2 separate regions of the Homo sapiens genome follow, and region 1 is linked to region 2. Evidence: chromatin contacts called from ENCODE Hi-C or POLR2A ChIA-PET data. All regions are on one chromosome and are shown on one strand. Each heading gives the region's core, a stretch centred on a gene start or an enhancer-like site at or near the end of the contact. The rest is flanking DNA. Distances are from core to core; before and after follow the strand shown. Region 1 holds the start of OAS2 (2'-5'-oligoadenylate synthetase 2). Region 2 holds the start of SLC8B1 (solute carrier family 8 member B1).

What was found. Hi-C counts contacts between places; a loop is a spot of excess contacts on that map. ChIA-PET counts read pairs that join two places held with the same protein, here RNA polymerase II (POLR2A). Pooled maps may share reads with other maps.
Region 1: a map of CD8-positive, alpha-beta T cell shows a loop between it and region 2 (4-fold over the local background). The contact joins the promoter of OAS2 here to the promoter of SLC8B1 in region 2. A Hi-C loop is called at or near these places in 2 of 168 maps with a recorded cell type or tissue (CD8-positive, alpha-beta T cell and naive thymus-derived CD4-positive, alpha-beta T cell) and 10 of 50 pooled maps. POLR2A ChIA-PET finds 5 or more read pairs at or near these places in 2 of 52 experiments (activated T-cell and naive thymus-derived CD4-positive, alpha-beta T cell).

Annotation. Positions count from the first base shown.
Region 1 is chr12:112,975,978-112,980,390 of GRCh38, forward strand. It overlaps OAS2 (2'-5'-oligoadenylate synthetase 2), which reads left to right and starts at 2,542. Exons shown (of 10, transcript NM_002535.3): 1 at 2,542-2,808. The coding sequence starts at 2,632. RefSeq lists enhancers at 2,087-2,896, 3,117-3,196, 3,367-3,446, 3,557-3,706.
Region 2 is chr12:113,333,859-113,337,997 of GRCh38, forward strand. It overlaps SLC8B1 (solute carrier family 8 member B1), which reads right to left and starts at 1,251. Exons shown (of 16, transcript NM_001358345.2): 1 at 585-1,251. RefSeq lists a silencer at 1,172-1,461.

The DNA.
Region 1 (4,413 bases), core at 1,292-3,791, 360 kb before region 2:
AGCCTGGGCAACATGGTGAGACCCTACCTGTACAAAAAAATACAAAAATTAGTCAGACATGGTGGTGTGTGCCTGTGGTCCCAGCTACTCAGGAAGCTGAGGCAGAAGAATCGCTTGAGCCTGAGAGGTTGAGGCTACAGTGAGCCGAGATTGTGCCACTGCACTCCAGCCTGGGTGACAGTGAGACTCTGTCTGTCTCAAAATATATATTTATACAATATTTATATAATAAACGTATATTTATTATATATGTTATATAAATTATATATTATATAAATTATACAAAATTATATTTATTATATATGTTATGAGATGATAGCATTGTATCAATGATAAAAGTCTGAATTGGACCATTGTTCTGTGCTTCTGTAACACAATATTCTTGCTCTTAGGAGATATAGGTTGAAGCATTTAGGAGTAAAGGGACATAAATCATGCAACATGCATTCAAATGGTTCAGGAATAAAAATACTCATGAAGGGCTGGGCGTGGTGGCTCAGGTCTGTAATCCCAGCACTTTGGGTGGCTGAGGTGGGAAGATCGCTTGAGGCCAGGAGTTCGAGCCCAGCCTGGGCAACATGGTGACATCATGACCCCCATTTCTACCAAAAAATTTTAAAAATTTAGCCAGGCATGGTGGTGCATGCCTATAGTCCCAGCTACTCAGGAGGCTGAAGTAGGAAGATTGCTTGAGCTTGGGAGGGTGAGGCTACAGTGAGCTATAATCACGCCACTGCACTCCAGCCTGGGTGACAGAGTGAGACTCTGTCTCAAAAACAAAACAAAACAAAAACCTCCTAAAATGTATAAATAGCAAGAAAATGAGGGGCAAATGTGGTAAAAAATATAATGGCTAAAAAGTCTAAGGAAGTTCTTTGTGTGCATCTTGTAAATTTTCTCAGCATTTCAAATTACTTCAAAATAAAGTGTTTTTTTAAATAACAAATAAAGCACAGGCTTTGGAGTCAGGCAGTGTGTTAGTGTGAGAACCTAGCCTGACAACTTCCTAGCTGTGTGATCACGGGCAAATGTTTCCACCTTTGTGAGCCTCCATGTTCTCATCTGAAAAAGGAACCTTAGGACTACGCCTGCCCAGCCTGCCTACCTCTCGGTGTTGCAGTAAAAGTTGGATAAGGGCAGGAAAGGCCCTTAATGAGCATGTGCATTAATCGAGGTTTTTCCAGAACTAACAGGGTATTTATATTTATTTTGAGGTATTTATTTTAAGGAATTGGCTCATGTGATTGTGGAGGCTGGCAAATCCAAAATCGGCAGGGTAGACTGGCAGGTGGGAGACCCAGGAAGGAGTTGCTGCTGCAAGTGGAGGCCAAGGCACTGCAGCCGAATTCCCTCTTCCTTGGGGGAGCTCAGTCTTTAGTCTATTAAGGCCTTCAACTGATTGAATCAGGCCCACCACCTTACAGATGATAATCCACTTTACTCAAAAAAAAAGTCTACCAATGTAAATGTTAATCTTATCTTTAAAAAATACCTTCACAAAAAGATCTAGGATAATGTTTGACCAAATATCTGGGTACCTGGGCTCAGCCAACTTGACACATAAAATTAACCATCCCAGTATGGAAGGGCCCTGGTCCCCCACTACATCTTGGAGATTTTTGCCTTCTCTGTGAATTATTATTGCTGGGCCAAGGCAGCTGGCTGGGAGTCCTCTGCGAGTTTTGTTTTCAAAGCTCTGGGCACAGGAGTTGCATGTCTGTCTCCTTTCTGGCTCACACACTTGGGGTGTGTTTTCTTGCCCTTGCGAGGCTGGACAAGTGCCTCATACGGTCCCTCGGCTGTCCACAAGTGTGCTGAGAAACTGGACACACAGAGGTTCCCACCCGCTGACCACACGGGGGCCTGTGTTTACCCAGAAGCAGACCAAAACCTGAGTCCAGCTAGGTCCCTGCTTTGCTGTGTGTCCCTGAGCAAGTCAGTTCCCTCTCTGGGTCTCTTTTTCCTCTCTGCCGCTTTCCCTGAATGTGAGTTCCCTGGCCACTGAGAACAGGGGGAAAGGGACAGAGCCTCAAAAGATGACCTGTGCGCCCCTGCTTCTAAGCACTTTGCAGGTATTATTTAATCATCAAGCTAATCCTACGAGAGAGCTGCCATTTTCCCCCAGCTTACAGATGGGGGAATTGAGGCGCGAAGAGGGCAGGCGATGTGCTCAAGGACAGACATCTAGCAGGTATGAAGCCCTCACAATGGGGTTCTAGAGGCTGTTTAGTTAACCTCAAGTTTTGGGGAGCCCCTGAAGGGCTGGTCACCACGCTGCCGGGGACAGGGAAAGCCTCTGAGCTTGAGTCAGTTTTGGTTTCCCTGCTGGGGTGCAGGAGTCAGTAAACCTTGCTGCAAGGGGCGGGGAAGAGCATTTGAGCTTAAGTTAGTTTTGGTTTCCCTGCCCCGGATGCAGGAGTTGGTAAACTCACTGCAAGGGGCAGGGCAGAGCCTCTGAGCTTAAGTTAGTTTTGTTTCCCTGTCCCGGATACAAGAGTTGGTAAGCTCGCTGCAGTGGGTGGAGAGAGGCCTCTAGACTTCAGTTTCAGTTTCCTGGCTCTGGGCAGCAGCAAGAATTCCTCTGCCTCCCATCCTACCATTCACTGTCTTGCCGGCAGCCAGCTGAGAGCAATGGGAAATGGGGAGTCCCAGCTGTCCTCGGTGCCTGCTCAGAAGCTGGGTTGGTTTATCCAGGAATACCTGAAGCCCTACGAAGAATGTCAGACACTGATCGACGAGATGGTGAACACCATCTGTGACGTCCTGCAGGAACCCGAACAGTTCCCCCTGGTGCAGGGAGTGGCCATAGTGAGTCCAGGGCTGAGGTTGGGTCTCTGGGAGGCAGGAGATTCCACGGCGGCAGCAAGGCCGAGCTACTGGGTGCTGGGTGCCTATTATGTGCGAGGCCCACACTTGGGTGGGATGTGGTGTAGGAGTCTCAGGCTCTGGAGCAGGCGCTTGCTCCAGAGCTGTGTGACACTGGGCAGGCTACTTAACCTCTCTGTGCCTCAGTCTCTGACTCTGTAAAATGGGGAGAGGCATAATACCCACTTCAGAGTATCGTAAGGCTTGAGCACATCATGTTCTTAGCAAAAGACTGGCAGTGCTCAGTGAATTCACTGTGATTACTCACTGCGATTTTCTTCTATCCTCTCCACAGTACAGAGGAGTAAACTTAGGGAGGCTAGAGAACTTTGTTCAAACTACCCAGGTTGCCTTGTGGTTTCTCCGCAGCAAGAAGGAGTGGCTTTTATCAGTTAGAAATATTTGGTTTTGTGGACACAAATCTCAGGACTGAGGCTGAAAATTCTGGACCTCTGGGGAGGAAGGGGGACTGGGGAGATGCCAGGACCCTAGAATTGGGGGCGTGGGGGTCCTGATGGCCCAATACTATCCTCTTAGCCTCCTGAGCTGCTGACGTCCCTTCTCTGCTGCTGCCACACTTTTTGGTCTCTACCCCTTGCACACATCCGCTAGTGCCTCAATAAAGAAATCTAGACACGTGGTGTCCCCAGCCCTGGCCCAGGCCAGCAAGCTAAGGCAAGTTTGGTTAATAGCTATTGTCAGAACTGGGATTTTAAGCCTGGGTAATTGGCTTGAGGGCATGCATGTTTAACCACTACACTATCCTGCCTCTCAATTTTTTTTTCCTCATGGAAGTAAAACAGAAAAAGTGCCCAGATCAAAGTGTCCAGCTTGATAGGTAGCCACAAACAATGTAACTGTGTAACCCCCACCCAGATCCAGAAACAAAACATTCTCAGCCCCCCAGAGCCCTGGGCCCCCGATCCAGTCAGCACCTCCAAACCCAGGTAGGCAATCTCCTGACTTCTAACAGCATAGACACGTTTTGCCTGTTTTTAAACGTTTTACAATTATAGGGTGACCAACTATCCCAGTTCATCCAAGATTGGGGTGTTTCCTGGGATGTGGGACTCTTGGTGTGAAAGCTGGGAATGTAAACCAGGATGCATGGGTGAACCCTACATAAATGGCATCATGGGCTCTGTGTGCTTTAGTGCGTGGTTTCTCTGACCTATGATGTTTATGAAATTTATGTTGTGGGGTACAGTTGTTTATCTTTTCATTGTTGTGTCAATTCCATTATGTGAATATTCCACATTTGTCCATTCTACTGTGTTTTTTTATTTTTACATAATTGTGCATATTTATATGGGGTACATGTGATATTTGGACACATGGATACAATGTGAAATGATCAGGGTAGTTAGGATATCCATCACCTCAAACATTGATCATTTATTTGTGTTGAGAACAGTTCAGATCTTCTCTTCTAACTATTTTGAAATATATAATAAATTATTGTTAACTATAGTCACCCCATTGTGCTATCAAACACTAGAATTTATCCCTTCTATCTAACTGTATGTTTGTATCCATTAACCAACTTCT
Region 2 (4,139 bases), core at 1-2,500:
CCACCATGCCCAGCTAATTTTTGTATTTTTAACGGAGACGGGGTTTCGCCATGTTGGCCAGGCTGGTCTGGAACTCCTAGCCTCAAGTGATCTGCCGGCCTTGACCTCTCAAAGTGCTGGGACTACAGGCGTGAGCCACCACACCCAGCAGAGGAATTCCAGAACCTGCCCAAGGTCACACAGCAAGAGGGTCACAGAGCCCACAGCCCCTCCGACAGGGAACTTAAGGGCAAGAAGGAAGTTGAGTTGCTCAAAGACCGCGGGTTAGCAGTGGGGCCGGGCTGGTCACCACCATGTGCCTCTTCCCTCAAGACCAGGGCCAAAATGGCTTCAATATATTTCAAAGGAATTAAACTGGAAAAACAAAAGTCCTCAGCAAACTAAATTTCCTGTTTTGGCTTTTTCATGTGTTCTACGATGAGTATGTCTTATTTTTGCAATCAGGAAACCAAACCCCATAAAAACGTTTTTTTCTTTAAGTCTGCGCAGGTGTTTCTCAATGTACTGGCAGCCTGAGGGGAGGGAGAGGAGGTAGGGAGGGGAAGAGAGGTCAGAAAGGCGCCTGTCCCAGCCAGGTTCCTTACCTGTCCACGGAAGACACGGCCCTTCCTCTTCTATGGTTCTCCCGAACCCCTCCAACTGGAGTCCGAGTTACTCTATTTGGCACCAAGTTCAAACAGGACACCCCTGGTTTCAAATTCGTCTCGGCCACTTACTATCTGTGTGGCCTTAAGGAAGTCACTTCACCTCTCTGGGCCTCTTATTCCTCATGTGTGAAATGGACACAAATGCTGGCCGACGCGGTATACAATAAGAGCTCAATAAATGTTCGCGTCCCTGATGTCCCCAACACCTGAAGATCAGCATGCGTCTCGTCTCTCTTTGCTGCCGATTTATTTTACTGATTCACTAGTGAGCATTTATTGAGCGCCTTCTGTACGCGTGGGCCGATGCCCAGCGCTCGGATGGTCGCCGACCTGCTAAGGGACAGGGGCGGGAAATCGGGGCTGCGCTTCCCAGGAAAGAGACCTCAGGAACATCTCCGTGCTCCGTTTCCCGTCCGGACGGAGGCTGAGAAGTCGAACTCGGGGCGCCCGGGTCCTCCGGCCGTGCGGGGAGGCGGCTCTTTCTTACCTCGGGCCGGGCCTGGGACCAGCAAACTCCGAACCTCGACCTCGCAGGGCCTCGCAGCCTTCCAGGTCCCTGGCCGCCGGACCGACCTTGCGCCAGCGAAGCCGCCAGTCCGGGTGCCCCGCCTGCTGCAGCGTCCGGGCCCCTACTCTTCCCGTCCGGGCCCGCCCCGGCTCGCCCCGCCCCGGTCTCGGCCACGCCCTCAGGACACGCCCCCTCGGGGCTCGCCCCGCCCCTGCCCTTAAAGGTACAGCTCCCGGGGAGCTTCGTAGGGTCTTCCCACTCTCCACCGTCCTCTCCCTCCGCTTTGAAACTGAGATACAAGCCGATGGGTAAGGACTGCAGGAAGCCGGAGAGGGACATTTAGAGGGTGAAACTAGGAGGTTCATTTCCCGAGGGTAGAGGAACCAGAGGGTGTCAAGCTGCTCCTGGTAATGAATGGTGACAAAGAGGTTTGGGAAAATCCCAGGTGGAGAAAGCCCCACCCTGCCCAGGAAAGTTCTCGCGGTTTCACTGAAATCCTTCTGAGATCCTAATTGGGTTCAACATTCCCCTCTAGTAGCATAGCTTTTTTTTTTTAATTTAAATTTTAATTTTTTAAGCCAGGGTCTCACTCTATCGCCCAGGCTGGAATGCAGTAGCAGCTGTCACGGCTCACTAAAGCCTCGACCTCCGAGGCTCAAGCAATCCTCCCACCTCGGCCTCCCAAGTAGCTGGGACTGCAGGCAAGTGCCATCATGCCCGGCTAATTTTGTTCATTTTTTGTAAAATGTTCTTACTATGTTGGTCAAACTGGTCACGAACTCCTGGGCTTATATAATCCTCCCGCCTCAGCCTCCCACGTAGCTGAGACCACAGGTGTGTGCCACCAAACCAGGCTAGTTTTTAAAATTTTTTATAGAGACGAGGTCTCTATATGTTGCCCAAGTTGGTCTCAAACTCCTGGTCTCAAGCGATCCTTCTGCCTCTGCCTCCCAAAGTGTCAGAGCTGTGTAAACCAGAGCAACTCCATCTCGAGTGGGGCTGGGTAAAATGAGGCTGAGACCTACTGGGCTGCATTCCCAGACGGTTAAGGCATTCTAAGTCACAGGTTGAGATAGAAGGTGGGCACAAGATACAGGTTATCATAAAGACCTTGCTGATAAAACAGGTTGCAGTAAAGGAGCCAGCCCAAACCCACCAAAACCAAGATGGTGACAAGAATGACCTCTGGTTGTCCTCACTGCTGCACTCCCATCAGCGCCATGGCAGTTTACAAATGCCATGGCAACGTCAGGAAGTTACCCTATATGGTCTAAAAAGGGGAAACATAGATAATCCACCCCTTGTTTAGCATATCATCAAGAAATAACCATAAAAATGGGCAACCAGCAGCCCTCAGGGCTGTTCTGCCTATGGAGTAGCCATTCTTTTATTCCTTTACTTTCTCAATAAACTTGCTTTCACTTTACTCTATGGAATCACCCTGAATTCGTTCTTGCGCGAGATCCAAGAACCCTATCTTAGGGTCTGGATCAGGACCCCTTTCCTGTAACAAAAGTGCTTGGATTACAGGTGTGAGCCACCATGCCCACCTTTTTATCTAATATTTAAAATTTGTATTTAATTTTTTCCCTTTTCTTTTTGCTAATCTCTGTATTGTTCCAATTTTAGTATATGTGCTGCCGAAGGGGGCACATAGCATCGTTTTTAAAAGAAGGTGGCAAACAAATCAAGACCGAGGAGTTAGTGATCTGCTGATGGATGTACCAGTATCTCCCCCTATTTCCAGTTTCCCAGCCTCCTGGGGAAGCTCTGTTCATCCTGCCTTTTCTTCTGTTGGGGGGATGGGGGAATGGGAGGAGGCAGGCATGGGGCCTGGACCTGGGGTCCTTAAGGCTGGAGTGTGTCCTCCCAGGCCACTCCTGCCTGCAGCCCCACTTCTGCCATTAGCATGCATCTAGTCACCCCATCTCTTATCCTTACGGTAGGACCTGCTTCCTCGTCATGGGCAGGACCCAGGCCCAACGCCAAGCCTGGCATTCAAGGCCCTTCAGCATCCAGCCCTAGCACACCTTTCTGAAATCGTCTTTCACCCCTACCTCCACCTCCTGCCCAGTAGTGCTCCCTGTTCCCTGAACGTATCGGCCTCTTGCTCACAGCCACCTGCCTCTGCTCCTTCCGAGCCCCCTGCCCTGATGACACCCTATCTCTTTTCCACCTGACAAACTCTTACTCATGTTGTCAGGCTCAGCTCAGAGGTCACCGCCACTAGGGGGTCTTCCACCCTCCCCCCAACCCCTCCACATGGCCACAGGGCTCCCCACCTTCAGAGCACACCTCTAATTCCCACCTCTGGGCAGGTGACATTGTGATCTGGAGCATGATGTGTTTGGAATCGCAGAACATCAGGTTTCTGTAGGACCTTCTATAAACACTTAGAGCCTCTCTTTGAGCCTCAGTTTCCCCCTTGGTGAAATGGGAGTGATACTAGTACCAACCTCCTGAGGTCCTTCCAGATGTTTTTCCTTATCTTTTTTGAGACAGGGTCTCCTTCTGTCACCCAGGCTAGAATGCAGTGGTGTGATCTTGGCTCACTGCATCCTTGACCTCCTGGGCTCAAGCGATCCTCCCGCCTCAGCTTCCCAAGTAGCTGTGACTACAGTCGTGTGCCACCATGCCTGGCTCGTTTTGTTCATTTTTTGTAGAGACAGGGTGTCACTATGTTGCCCAGGCTGGTCCTGAACTCCTGGGCTCATGCAATCCCCCCACCTTGGCCTCCCAAATTGCTGTGATTACAGGCATGAGCCACCATGCCTAGCTGAAATAGGACACTGTGAAGAGCCCCAAACCCCATGCTGGATGCTGAGTCAACACTCCCTCAGTGGAAGGGTTTGTTGTCCCCATTAATTATTCCATTGTTGGCTGGGCGTGGTGGTTCGCACCTGTAATCCCAGCACTTTGGGAGGCTGAGGTGGGCAGATCACCCGAAGTCAGGAGTTCAACACCAGCCTGGCCAACATGGCAAA